Regions from separate parts of the Homo sapiens genome. Here regions 1 and 3 are each linked to region 2. Evidence: chromatin contacts called from ENCODE Hi-C or POLR2A ChIA-PET data. All regions are on one chromosome and are shown on one strand. The core of a region is the stretch at or near the end of the contact, and the rest is flanking DNA. Distances in the headings are between cores, read along the strand shown.

Region 1 (4,697 bases), core at 1,308-3,807, 380 kb after region 2:
AATTTTTGTATTTTTAGTAGAGATGGGGTTTCACCAGGGGATCCAGGCTGGTCTCAAACTCCTGACCTCAGGTGATCTGCCCGCCTCGGCCTCCCAAAGTGCTGGGATTACAGGAGTGAGCCACCGCGCCCGGCCTGCATCCAGCTATTTATTTTTTTTTGAGATGGAGACTCACCATCGCCCAGGCTGGAGTGTAGTAGTGCAATCTCAGCTCACTGCAACCTCCAACTCCTGGGTTCAAGTGGGTCTCTTGCCTCAGCCTCCCAAGTAGCTGGGATTACAGGAGCCTGCCACCACTCCCGGCTAATTTTTGTATTTTTAGTAGAGATGGTGTTTCACTATGTTCGCTAAGCTGGTCTCGAACTCCTGACTTCAAGTGATCCGCCTGCCTCAGCCTCCCAAAGTGCTGGGATAACAGGCACCTGCTACCACGCCCAGCCTAAAATATATTTTAAAATATATTTCTCTGAGTTCCTCAAGGTAGAGTCCATGTCTTTTGTCCCCAGAACCTAGTACAAAGTCTTGTACCTCAAAGTTGCTCAGTGAATATTAATTTAATGGATGAATCGGTCACACCAGTAATTGCAGAGGTTTTCTCAGGCCCTAGCCCTGGCTGCAAGGACTTTGGAGAGATCTCCCCTCCCAACACCCTCCATTTACCACATCATCAGACTGTGGTAGCCATTCAATGAGTGCTTAGCGTGAATTCTACACAGTGCTAATTACCTGTAATTCTCACAATGTCCTTAAGCGGTGGCTACTAATATGTCTTCATTTTACACTTAACCTTAATCCCAGCTACTCGATTACAATCCGGGTTACGTGACCTGGCTCACGTCACCTAGCTAATAATGGAAGAGCCCATGTATGTTTGCCATAGGAATTGGCATTTTCACGTCCAGCTCTCTAGCCCCAAAGATTTCAACCTCTTCGAGCCTTGACAGATTGGAATAAGAATCCTCTCCAGGAATCTTTCCCAATATGCTGGAACCTAAAGGGAAATAAAAACCCCTACTCCGATCAGCGTAGACTGGGCCATGGTGAAAAGGAATGGATGATACTCCAGGTGTGAGGAATTGCAGCTTTTTAGCCTGCCAGTTATTTTTCACTCAGCCATTTGCAGGAAATGAGGCACACTGCTTTCCATAACTGATTTGTCTTGCAACTTTCTGAACAAGTCACAGCTTCCCCTTTTTTTTTTTTTTGAGACGGAGTCTCGCTCTGTTGCCCAGGCTGCAGTGCAGTGGCGAGATCTCGGCTCACTGCAACCTTTGCCTCCCGGGTTCAAGTGATTCTCCTGCCTTAGCCTCCCGAGTAGCTGGGATTACAGGAGCCTGCCACCACACCTGGCTAATTTTCGTATTTTTAGTAGAGACGGGGTTTCACCATGTTGGCCAGGTTGGAACCTTGGCCTATTTATTTATTTATTTTTGAGACGGAGTTTCGCTCTGTTGCCCAGGCTGGAGTGCAGTGGCGAGCTCTCGGCTCACTGCAACCTCTGCCTTCCGGGTTCTAGTATTCTCCTACCTCAGCCTCCCGAGTAGCTGGGATTACAGGCGCCCGCCACCACGCCCGGCTAATTTTTGTATTTTTTAGTAGAGACGGGGGGGTCTCACCATCTTGGCCAGGCTGGTCTTGAACTCCTGACCTCGTGATCCACCAGCCTAGGCCTCCCAAAGTGCTGGGATTACAGGCGTGAGCCACCGCGTCCGGCCCCTTGGTTTATTTTTCTAAGAAACAGACTAACACTGATCTCACTAGTAGCATTGTTAATATTAAACAAGATAGCTAATAGCTTTAAAGCGTCTAATCACGGTACCCCCACGAGTAGTAGTCACACAGCAAATCATAGGCAGGAGTGGACAAACAGCGCTGGGAGCATTAATTCTGGTAGATTTGGAGTCTGGGCAGGGCCTAAGAGGATGGGATCAGCGGATTGGGCCAGCCAAAGGGGGCGGGTTCAGAGGGAGGAGCCAGCTGCCTCCCGCTGCAAGCCCCGAGCTTTGAATCAAGCGCGGTAGTTTCAGCTGTAGCCAATCCTAGAACAAAATCTTTTTGCGTCAGTTGTTGCTGAGGCCTAGATCTCACCCAGATCAGTTCTAGTCGCTGCTGCTTGTACCCGTCCTCGGCCCTTGCGTGTCCGTCCGTTACGACTCAGAGGACGGAGAGAAAGTCTAAGTCACCTTCCTCAGTATCCAGGCCGGAAGGAGACTCTCAGCTACTCGCCCTGAACATGCAGAGCAGCACTGGCTTCCCTGTCTCTGGATGCCGCAGGGGCGTCCTGTCAGGAGTTGTAGTGTCAAGATTCCAGTTCTTCTTATGCGACTTGCTGGAGAAGCAGGAAGTTGCTGTTTATTGGAGAAGTCGGGCTAGGGAGGGAAACAATCCCGCGGAGCCATATGGAGAGGGCAGGAGGTGTCTAGATAGTGGTAGGCCGGCGGGGGACGGAGGGTATGGGTGGTGAGTCCTGGCCCTTTAAACCCGAGGGGGAGGATCCGGAAGTGGATGGGCGGGGCGAAGGGTCCTCGTATATAAAAGGGCCCCGGCCGCGCGGGGTCTCTAATCTGCCATTTTCTGTCCCTGAGTGAGTCTCTGGCGTCCCAAATTGCCTGTTTTTCTCGCAGGCTCTATTCCGTTCGCTGGTTCGCCACCTCAGGGGAACGATGGCCATGGAGTCCACAGCCACTGCCGCCGTCGCCGCGGAGCTGGTTTCTGCCGACAAGTAAGCGGGACTGTGGAAAGCTTAAGGCACTGGCCAGTCCGCGGGGAGGGCTAATGGACGGGGGCTCCGGAGAAGGGGCAGACCGGTGGGCGGGAGTACTTGCCTTCCCAAGAGCAGCTGTCGCTGTTCGGGAAGGCCTGGTCACTGGAGCAGTCCTTCTTTTGCTGAGAGCCTCGCGCAGCAGCGGTAACGGCGGTCGGCTGGCGCCCCCTGCCCCGCTTTTCGCGGCCGCCATCTTGCCGGGGGCAGCGGCGGCTGTATCCTTCGCCTGCCCCTCTCCTTCCTCCCCCAGCCCGGGGCGGTTGGCCGGGAGGCGGGGCCCTGGCGCGCGGGTTGGCCTTCACGCCCCTTCTGTCCCCAGCGTGTGCCTCTGGTAGAACCCCTGGATAACCCGGGAATATAACCAACGAAGATTTGGCGCCAAAAGGGAAAAAAAACCTTGCACGAGGAAGGAGGCTGGACCTGAGGGGTCGGGGTGGGCGGGGCCTTGCTGAGGGCGGGGTTTTGCGCGCGTGCGTTCGCTTCCCTCGCCGGCCCTGGGGCAGGGGGCGGGGCCTTGAGGAGGCGGGAAAACTCCATTGTTTGGGGCCGCTGCGGCTCCAGCAGGAGCTTTGGACTATCTCCGTGGGGCCGGCGAGGCTAGTTCCCCCCGACACCTCGCTCACGTCTTGTGCTGGGAGATAGTTATCGCTCCCCGCGACTCCGTGAGCCCCTGCCTGTGGTGGGGAGGATTGTCGTTCTTTAGACTTTGGAGGTGGTGTCTGTTTGGGGGGAACATTACCGGACGTAAAGCGTCTTCAGGAAGCGCTGTCTGGAGCTCTCACCAGCACTGTTTGGTTGCTAGGTGAATCGGCAGTAGTATGCACGAAGTGGAGAAGGACTGGAGGGAAACAAGATAGGATTGTTTTGAAAGCGGCACAGTGCCACTCAGGCGTAATCTGTTTTTTGAACAGTGGAGGGAAACACTACACGAGTTCAAGGAAACAAGTGCTGTTTCCCATACAGTAGGTCTGATTTCCCAATCTTGCCATATTTTTTTAGGCATCTGGTTCTATTTTTTTTTCTAATCTTGTGCGCTTTAGAGGTTAGTTGCCTTCCCTGTAAAAGGAATGGTTGCTGTGAAGTTTTTTAAATTGATATTCTATAGGCTTACACTCTGTCATGATTATGTCTTTGTTTGTTTATAGTTAGAGATTTACGTATATCTCTGCTTACCACCTTTTCTCTCTGCGTTCTTGTAGAGCAGTGGTTCTCAAGTCACCCTGAGAATCATTTGGGAACTCATGGGAAATACAATTTTAATTTCAAACTCCCATTACCTGCCTCTTTCCCCATTGATTCGATATAAGCAGTATAGATTGGGCTTGGGAGTCGTGCTATAGCTATTATAAAAAGAGCTGCTTTTTATAATGTTTCCTAGACAGCTCTAGCAGTCAGTATTTCACTGACAGCTGTGTGTTTTTGTTTTGTTTTTGCAGACAGGGTCTGGATCTCACATCCAGACTGGAGTGTAGTGTTGTGATCATAGCTCACTGCAACCTCGAACTCCTGGGCACAACTGATCTTCCCTAGTAGCTTGGGACTACAGGTGTGCCACTACACCTGGCCAATTTTTTGTAGATACAAGGTCTTAATGTTGCCCAGGTTGGTCTCAGACTCTTGGACTCAAGCAGTCCTCCCGCCTTGGCCTCCCAAAGTGTTGAGGTTACAGGCGTGAGGCACGGCGCAGGGCCAGGTGTTTTTGTTTTTGTTTTTTGAGGTAGAAGTATGCAACAAATACCTCTTGCAGGTCCCCTGTGTCTAGCCAGAGTTAGGTCATTAGTGAATTTAGTTTCCTGGCAGGTTATACATAGAGAAAGTTTATGTATATGTGGCTAGAAGAAAGCAAACCATTTAGTTCCTCACAGCATAAATTGAAAGCTAAAACTGAGCAATTATATGTGCTGGGTGTGTGGGGGTGGGGGGGCAGGGTCTC
Region 2 (4,262 bases), core at 831-3,330:
GTTGTTTTGGTTAGAAACACAGGAATCAATGATTCTCAATAACCAGAAGCAGATTACTTTATATGAAACAGCACGATTCAAAGAAAAACATTTTTCAAATGTTTTCTCCAGGTTTTACCTGGAGAGCTAGATGTCTGGGGTTTGTGTCTTTCTGTGCTTGTTTAATTCTAAAAACAACCTCCCTTCAACTCCTTTCAAAAATCAGTATTTTCTTCAATTAATACGAGCATATAGTGTACAATAAAACGCATAAAGATATGTACTTCCAGAATGCCATAATAATCCAAATAGAAAAAAATTCGTGTTTTAATTTTCCACATAGCAAAGTCAATGTTAATCATTTTTTTATCCTTCTCCTTAACCATTCCACAAATCAGAAGCACTGTATTTATATATTTAATAAGATTAACAAACTGACTAGAAGCTCCGGAGGAGTAAAGGAAGAAATCATTTGTATAATATATTTTTCCATAACAAAAAGATAAAAGCAAATAGGACTTGTTAAATGAGAAGCTTTTGAAAAACCCAGCGTGACCAGCTTTTGATTTACCCCAGTCTGACAAGGAAGAGAGACCCCACCCCCACTCCAGATTGTATGGCTTTTTTTTTTTTTTTCCTTGGGTGGGGGTGTGGAGGAGAAGCTGTCACATTTCCATCTTCGGTTATTGTTAGTCCGCAGCCTAGATTCCCAAGCATCACCGGTCCAGGGGAAAAATCCTAACGCAGACAATTAAAACTGTCTGAAACATGCAGTATTTTGTTGGGGCTTTTTTCCCAGTGTTAATTTCATCGAGACTCAATCGGCTAGGGCTATAGATTGCCTCTGACAGTCTGTCCCTCAAACGCTCCCTCTAAAACCGCTTGTTCCAGATTTACTAACAATCCTCTCCTCTCCAAACTTAAATTAGGACAACACATTTCTGAAATTATTACATCCAAAAAGTCATACCTCCCCATTCTCTTTGCCTTGGTGTGGGGAATAGAAAGAGTGAAGAAGAGAGATCTATTCACTCTTCAAACAAAAAGAAATTGGGGTAGAGGGTCAGTGGAGGAAAGAGCAGTGGTGGACCTGAGTGAAAGGTTGAAAAAAGTTTTTGTGACTTGTTCGTCCTTCGGCAGGGGTACAGGAGTTGGGCAGAAGGCCGGGGTCTCGGCCCCAGGGCTCGGGCCGAGAAGAGGCACCCGCGGAAGAGGAGGCTGAGGACCCGAGAACGCCTGGACGAGCACATACCGACTTGCAGCACGTTCTCCACGGAGCCGCTGTCCAGCAGACGGATGCCCCGGCGGAACGGGAGCCCCTCGCCACCGCAGCCGGCCGCGCCGGCCCCTGCGCCCAGCCCGGGGGATGCCCCAGCCGCGACGCCCCCGGGGGCGGAGCCGGCCGGAGCGGCGGCCCCGGGGGGTGGCTGCGGCCCCTCCTCGGCCGGCGAAGCCCCCGCGGCGCCGCCAGCAGCGCCGGCGCCGGGGCCGCCCCGGTACTGGAAGCTGGAGTACATGCAGATCTCCCGCTCATTCCGCGGGAAGGACCAGTAGACGATGCGGCGCTGCACGGGCTCCGGGATCCGCTCGAAGCGCTCCTCCACCCGTTCGTATGCCCACTTTTCCGCCACCGTCTTGGCGGCGCAGTCCAGTAAGGAATCCGGCTGCAGGTGGGGGCGGGCCCCGAGGACCAGGCAGCTGCTGCCGACGCCCCCTGCCCCTCCGCCGGCTGCCCCAGGCGAACCGCGAGGGTGATGAGCCTGCGGGCTGGGCCACGAACACTGCCGCTTAGCCGGAGAGACCGGTGACGGCGAGAGCAGCTCCTCTCGCTCACCTCCGTCCGCCATTGCTGGGGACTGACTGACTGACTGAGGCGGCGGCGGCTGCTCGGGCTGCGGCGGAGACCCTGGCCACGGCCACGCGCCCCGCGCAAGCGCCCAGCGGTGGCGCCGAGGGGGGCGGGGCGAGAGAACCCGCGAGCCAGCCGGCCCGAGTGGGGAACCGCGGCCGGGCCCGGGAGCGCGCCGCGAGGGCAGACGCGGGCGGCCTGCAGGGTAGCGTGAGGCGGCGCGCGGTGTCCTGGCCGCCGCGGACGCGAAGACAGGCGGGAGCGAGCGCGGGCCCGCGGCGCGCTCCAGGCGCAAACAGCCTAGAACGCGAGCCGAGCGCTCTCGCGGATCCGGCGACCGCGGAGGGGAGAGGAGCGCCGGACGCTCTCGCACGCCCGCCCGCCCGCCCGCGCACCTCCAACCCACCTGCCGCCGGCCAGACAGGAATGGACTGTGTGACTGAATGAAATGGCGGGGCCATAAGCCATCCAAGGAGCCGCCTCCGTGAAGTTATAGGCTCGCGGGGTACAAGGAGAAAAAAACAATCCAGCTCCAACGGTACTGATGTGACAGGAGGTTGTCACAGCAGAGCGGAAGATCTGGCAGAAAGACGCTGGGAAAGAAGACACTAGGGGAAAACATCAGAAAGTTCGGATGATGAAAACTCACCTCACGCCACAACAATGTAGGATAAAGCCGGCGGTCACCCCACCCCAGAGTGGGACAAAGTCGCACCACCCCTTGACAATGGGGCATCAAGATCTTATCGCCACGGGGGTTGCATCCTGGTGGGGTCTTTTGGAGGGTTTAGCACCTTGCATCCTAGAATACAAAACACTTTTGCGTGTTTTTTGGTAGAATTCTCTGATCCCCTACCTCCAATCTGAATTAGGTCTTTCATGTTTTCCTCACTTGGCTCAGTCTTCTACACCTTTACATAGTTGTATTTTTATATATTTGTTTAATGTCTGACTGTCAACTCCATGAGAGTGAGAATCATGTCTATTTCCTTCACTATAATTTATCCTCTGCCTGGCACATAGTGGGTGCTCAAGAATGGCAGCTTCATCACTAACTCCATAAACAACACGCAATTGTAAGTTACTGTTTCTTGCTCGATCAAGAAAGCTCAGATTATTTCAGAATTTGCTGACAAACTAATCTCTACAACTTTAAAACGTTCCAAGAACTGTATTAAAAGAGTTTCTATAGTTGAGTTTGCCCTTCAAAGTAAGAGAGATTTAGAGTGTAGGATAAAATAAGAGTAAGAAGAGAGTAAATGATTGGAGACAGGCTGGAGCCACAGTTTGGTTTTGCTGTAATCTCAGAATTAAAGAGCACAGGCAGAATTGGGTGTGAATCACACTTGCTGTGTGTGATGCTATTCATGATTCTATTAAATCATTTGCAAAAGGGAGCTAGTAATAATGCTTCTACACATAAATGTTGTAAGAATTAGAAATAATTCACTTTAAAAAAAGTTTTTTTAGAGACAGGATCTCACTCTGATGTCCAGCCCGGAGTGCAGTGGGGTGATCACTGCAACCTCAAACTCTTGGACTCAAACTATCCTTCCATCTCAGCCTCCAGAATAACTAGGACAACAGATGCACAGCACCACACCCAGCTAATTCTAAATTTTTGTAGAGGGGCGGTCTCCCTATGTTGCCCAGGCTGGCTGGAATTAGAAGTAATTCAAATTGTTTGCTTATTCAGTGTAGTAGGTACTCAATAAGTATCTGTTTAGGCCAGATGCAGTGGCGCATGCCTGTAATCCCAAGGCTTTGGGAGGCCAAAGTGGAGGATCCCTTGAGGCCAGGAGTTCTAGACCAGCCTGGGCAACAGAGCAGACTGGAGACCCCATCTCTACACAAGAAATAAAAAATAGCAGGGATTAGTGGCCTACACCCTGTAGTCCTAGCTACCCTGAAGGCTGATGTAGGAGGATTGATTGAGCCCAGGAGTTCAAGGTTACAGTAAGCTATGATCATGCCACTGCACTCTAGCCCAGGCAACAGAGCAAGACCCTCTCTAAAAAAACAAAAAAAGAAAGAAAAAGAAATCTGTTTATATTGGTAAATGGATTTATATCTGTAAATAACTATAAATAGATTACTGCAAAATAGCATAATCCCTACTCCACCTTGAATCTGGTACCACATTTACAGGCTTCCATAACACACACTATTTTCTTTCCTATAATTTATCAGAGTTTTTTGGGAGAACGAATATTCCTTTAATGCCTGTCCCCCTAACTAGACTATGAGCTGTGGAAGGGCAGGAACCATTTCCATGTAAGGGCCTATTTCTACCACCTGCCAAAATGCCTACACATAGAAGATGTTCAGAAAATATTTGCACTTTGAATCAATGAATATGTTATTCTGATTTAATCAGTTACTGTCTTTTTTTTTTTTTTTTTTTTTTTTGAGATGCAGTCTCACTCTGTCACAC
Region 3 (4,663 bases), core at 1,940-4,439, 340 kb after region 2:
ATTTATTTTTGAGATGGAGTCTTGCTCTGTCGCCCAGACTGGAGTGCAGTGGCACCATCTCGGCTCACTGCAACCTCTGCCTCCCAGGTTCAAGCAATTCTCCTGCCTCAGCCTCTCAAGTAGCTGGGATTACAGGCACCTGCCACCATGCCCAGCTAATTTTTGTATTTTTAGTATTGATGGGATTTCACCATGTTGGCCAGGCTGGCCTCGAACTCCTGACCTCAGGTGATTGGCCCGCCTCGGTCTCCCAAAGTCCTGGGATTACGGGTGTGAGCCACCACACCTGGCCTGTTTGTTTTTAGACAGGGTCCTTGGTAAAAAGAATTTGAGGGGAAAAAAAAAAAGAGACAAGGTTTTGCTCTGTTGTCTAGGCTGGAGTAGAATGGCACAATCATGACACACTACAGCCTCGAAGACCTGGGCTCCAGCAATCCTCCCACTTCAGTCTCCTAAACACCTGGGACTATAGGTGTGCACCACCGTGCCCAGCTAATTTTTATATTTTTTGTAGAGATGAGGTTTCACTATATTGCCCAGGCTGGTCTTGAACTACTAGGCTCAAGTGATCCTCCCTTCTTAGTCTTCCACAGTGCCGGGATTACAGCCATGAGCTACTGTGCCTGGCCTGTAGGTTCTTCTTTTACGTATTTTTTTTTTTTTGAGACGGAGACTTGCTCTGTCACCCAGGCTGGAGTGTAGTGGTGCGGCTCACTGCAACCTCTGCCTCCTGGGTTCAGGCGATTCTCCTCCCTCAACCTCCTGAGTAGCTGGGACTGCAGGCGCGTGCCACCATGCCCAGCTAATTTTTGTATTTTTAGTAAAGACGGGGTTTCACCATATTGGCCAGGCTGGTCTCGAACTCTTGACCTCGTGATCTGCCCGCCTTGTGCTGGGATTACAGGCGTGAGCTACTGCGCCCGGCCCCTTTTTTTTTGAGACAGAGTTTTGCTCTTGCTGCCCAGGCTAGAGTGCAATGGCACAATCTTGCCAAACGCAACCTCTGCCTCCTGGGTTCAAGTGATTCTTCTGCCTCAGCCTCCTGAGTAGCTGGGATTACAGGGATGTGCCACCTCACCTGGCTAATTTTGTATTTTTAGTAGAGATGGGGGTTCTCCATGTTGGTCAGGCTGGTCTCGAACTCCTCACCTCAGGTGATCTGCCTACCTCGGCCTCCCAAAGTGCTGGGATTACAGGCGTGAGCCACCATGCCTGGCCTATTTTATTTTTTTTTGAATACAGGCTGGAGTGCAGTGGCGCGATCTCAGCTCACTGCAACCTCCGCCTCCCTGGTTCAAGTGATTCTGTTGCCTCAGGCTCCCAAGTAGCTGGGATTACAGGCTCGCATCAATACATCCAGCTAATTTTTTTTTTTTTTTTTTTTTTTTTTTTTTTTTGAGGGGCAGTCTCGCTTTGTCAAGAGGCTAGAGTGCAGTGGCTCGATCTCGGCTCACTGAAACCTCCGCCTCCCGGGTTCAAGCGATTCTCCTGCCTCAGCGTCCTGAGTATCTGGGACTACAGGTGCGCGCCACGACGCCTAGCTGAATTTTTTTTTTTTTTTTTTTTGAGATGGAGTTTCACTCTTGTTGCCCAGGCTGGAGCGCAATGGCGCAATCTCAGCTCACCACAACCTCCGCCTCCCAGGTTCAAGCAATTCTCCTGCCTCAGCCTCCCGAGTAGCTGGGATTACAGGCATGTGCCACCACGCCCGGCTAATTTTGTATTTTTAATAGAGACGGGGATTCTCCATGTTGGTCAGGCTGGTCTCTAACTCCTGACCTCAGGTGATCCGCCTGCCTCGGCCTCCCAGAGTGCTGGAATTACAGGCGTGAGCCACCGCACCCGGCCAAGTCTGATTGTTTTTATGAGGATGGCCTGATACATTAGACATTTGGTCCACCAGGACATCACTTATGTTGGGGAGACAGTGGGGGATAACGGGGGTGGGGAAATGGGAAGAGTTGCTCTCAGGGAGTAAAGGTGTGGGGAAAAGCAGAGCCAAACCGAGATAACCCTGTGTCTTGCCCATCCCTGCCAAGGAAAACACATACATGCAAGACACCTCTCCACTCAAACAGCACAGACTATTTCAAATCGCAGATGTGTCATTTAATTAATACCTGTGTGACTTTGGGAAAATTATAAATAGCCTTAACCTTGCTGAGTCTGTCCAATCTGTAAAATGGATTATGAATACTTTCCTCACAGGCTTATGGTGTGCTGGTAATATCTTCCTCTGGATGGCAGTTACATTGCAAAAAATAATTTAAAAAAAAGAACTGTATACATTTAAGATTTATACATTTTCTTTCTTCCTGGATGTAGAATAGGAAAAAAAGAAAAAGAAAAAAAAAAAGACTGGTGTATTTTCTGTATATATGCTATACTACGATTTTTAAAAAGGCTTGTACGAAATAAAAGAATATTCCTTTTCGGCCAGGCGCAGTGGCTCACTCCTGTAATCCCAGCACTTTGGGAGTCCAGGGCGGGTGGATCACGAGGTCAGGAGTTCAAGACCAGCCTGGCCAAGATGGCGAAACCCCGTCTCTACTAAAAAATACAAAAAAATTAGCCAGGCGTGGTATCGGGCGCCTGTAATCCCAGCTACTCGGGAGGCTGAGGCAGAGAATTGCTTGAACCAGGGAGGCGGAGGTTGCAGTGAGCCAAGATCGCGCCACTGCACTCCAGCCTGGGCGAGAGCGAGATTCCGTCTCAAAAAAAAAAAAAAAAAAGGAATATTCCTTTTCCAGGATTATTATGAAGATTCAATAAAACCATGTTTATTAAGTGTTAAGCACAGTGCCTGGCACATAACGTGCTGGGCGGGGTCTATGGTCCAGACAGGGGGACCAGGCACTTTCCAGCGCCTGGATCTGCAGACGCGAGGTCTTCTGTATTCTGGCCAATCTTGGTGTTGCAGCTGCTCTCTGGGCCTCAGTTTGCTTGAACTAAATGTAACGGGGCCAACTTAGGTGAACTTTGGGAATCCAGCCAACCTGACTTTAGGGAGAGTATGGAGCCACGGATGGCATTGTGAATCCGGAGGGCCGACACCAGAAGAACCTGCAACGTGGCATCTGCTACCTTACTTCCCCCGGAAAAGCGCCTGCGGCGGCGCCTAGGCGCGCGGTGCAATGTGGGCCAGCAAAAGGCGAGGCTGGCCCCGCCCCTTGCACCGCCCACGTGGCCAGCGCCACCTGCCTCATTGTGCCCAGGAGTTCTCCAAACCCGCGCTGCGGAGTGAGTGACCAAGTTCCGGCCAGTTCGACCTCGAGGATCCAGAGGTGGAGACGGTACTACCTCCCAGCTCTGTTTTCCATCCCCTTCAGGTCCTTCCTCGGGAGGCGGCGAAGGCGGTCCACCCTGCGCGTGATCCTTTATGCCCGGCCCCTGCCCCTCCCTCCGGGTGGAACTTCCCCCTCACCGCCAGACTTAAGCTGAGGATCGTTGGATCTCTGGCGGGGTGCAGAACTGAGCCCAGGCCACAGTACCCTATTCACGCTCTGTGCTTGTGCCAAGGTGAGTTTCTCTTGCTGCTGGCCTATCTTTCTCCCGGAGGAGATGGCCTCGATTCTTTACTACTGAAATGTAAGCCCCTGGGGTTGAGTGGAGAGCGCAGAGCACTGGAGGGGACGAGACTTGGTTTCGGATTTGAGCTCTTCTTTTTCTCTGTATGATCTCTTGCTAACTTCCCAGTTTCTCTGAACCTGTTTCCTCAGCAATAAAATGAGGTCCTACATTAGAACTGTAGCAAGAATTGAGATAAAGCTTTGAAGGCGCACAGCGCATACTAGGTGATCTGCAAGTTTTAATTGCCATCTTTTTGTTTGCTCACCTATGTGCTTTTTCCAGCTGCTCCGGCTTTCTTATGCAGGTGCAGGGATAGTTCTCAGAAGTGGGGAGAAGTGGGGATAATTCTCTTACTTAGACACCTGCTTTGGGTCTGAGAAAGTCTGACATGTTATTCTGTTGCCCCAGAACTCTGTTAAAGTAAGACACAGATCTGAACCTTCACTGGATGAGGCTACTGTTAATTAACTCTTCCCCTTCAGATCGTTCATACTCAGGGCTGCAGGCCTGTTACTTTTCCAAGATCTGTTTCCTTATCTTTAATACAGGAGCAATCTCAGTATGATTCTATCTGGTCCACTGGGATTTTTTGCCGAGTATAGTAAAGTGCTTTGATATTCTCCAAGAGGATTCTTTTCAGGTTTTCCAACAGGTAAAGGAAGAAGGTGACAGAGGCAGCGACTTCCTCAAATGTCCTTCCAGCTGGCCAAACTCAACCTGTCAAGATCTCTCCCCCATAAGCTGTGTGTGTGTGGTGTGTGTATTGTGTACATTGTATGTATGTATGTATGTATGTATGTATGTATGTATGTATGGGACAGGTACTCTAGGAGTGAGGGGTTCAGGCAGATGACAGGCTCAGACCTCAAGGAGTAGCCAGGTTTGTGGGGGAAATTTATATATAAACAGAAAAATGTAGTGATGTGCACATGCTATCAGTACATGGAAGTAGCCATCCATTTATTTATTTATTTATTTTCTTTTTAGAGATGGATGGGGGTCTCTCGGTCTTTTGCCCATGCTGGAGTGTAGTGGTGGAATCCTTGCTCAGTGCAGCCTCAAACTTCTGGGCTCAAATAATCCTGCCACCTCA

The links. A loop is a pair of places that touch in the nucleus more often than their neighbours do. ChIA-PET counts read pairs that join two places held with the same protein, here RNA polymerase II (POLR2A). Pooled maps may share reads with other maps.
Region 1: a loop to region 2 is called in a map of CD8-positive, alpha-beta T cell, with 6 times the contacts of the local background. The contact joins the promoter of NASP here to the promoter of ZSWIM5 in region 2. A Hi-C loop is called at or near these places in 1 of 168 maps with a recorded cell type or tissue (CD8-positive, alpha-beta T cell) and 9 of 50 pooled maps. POLR2A ChIA-PET finds 5 or more read pairs at or near these places in 1 of 52 experiments (Panc1).
Region 3: a loop to region 2 is called in a pooled map, with 7 times the contacts of the local background. The contact joins the promoter of AKR1A1 here to the promoter of ZSWIM5 in region 2. A Hi-C loop is called at or near these places in 5 of 50 pooled maps.

The regions. Positions count from the first base shown.
Region 1 is chr1:45,581,484-45,586,180 of GRCh38, forward strand. It overlaps NASP (nuclear autoantigenic sperm protein), which reads left to right and starts at 2,558. Exons shown (of 15, transcript NM_002482.4): 1 at 2,558-2,722. The coding sequence starts at 2,664. RefSeq lists enhancers at 1,174-1,223, 1,634-1,693, 2,144-2,453 and silencers at 1,984-2,043, 2,954-3,253.
Region 2 is chr1:45,204,525-45,208,786 of GRCh38, forward strand. It overlaps ZSWIM5 (zinc finger SWIM-type containing 5), which reads right to left and starts at 2,081. Exons shown (of 14, transcript NM_020883.2): 1 at 1,232-2,081. The coding sequence starts at 1,826. RefSeq lists enhancers at 659-1,559, 1,560-2,459 and silencers at 1,528-1,687, 1,888-2,307.
Region 3 is chr1:45,547,637-45,552,299 of GRCh38, forward strand. It overlaps AKR1A1 (aldo-keto reductase family 1 member A1), which reads left to right and starts at 3,190. Exons shown (of 9, transcript NM_153326.3): 1 at 3,190-3,519. RefSeq lists enhancers at 2,873-2,932, 2,983-3,212, 3,443-3,662.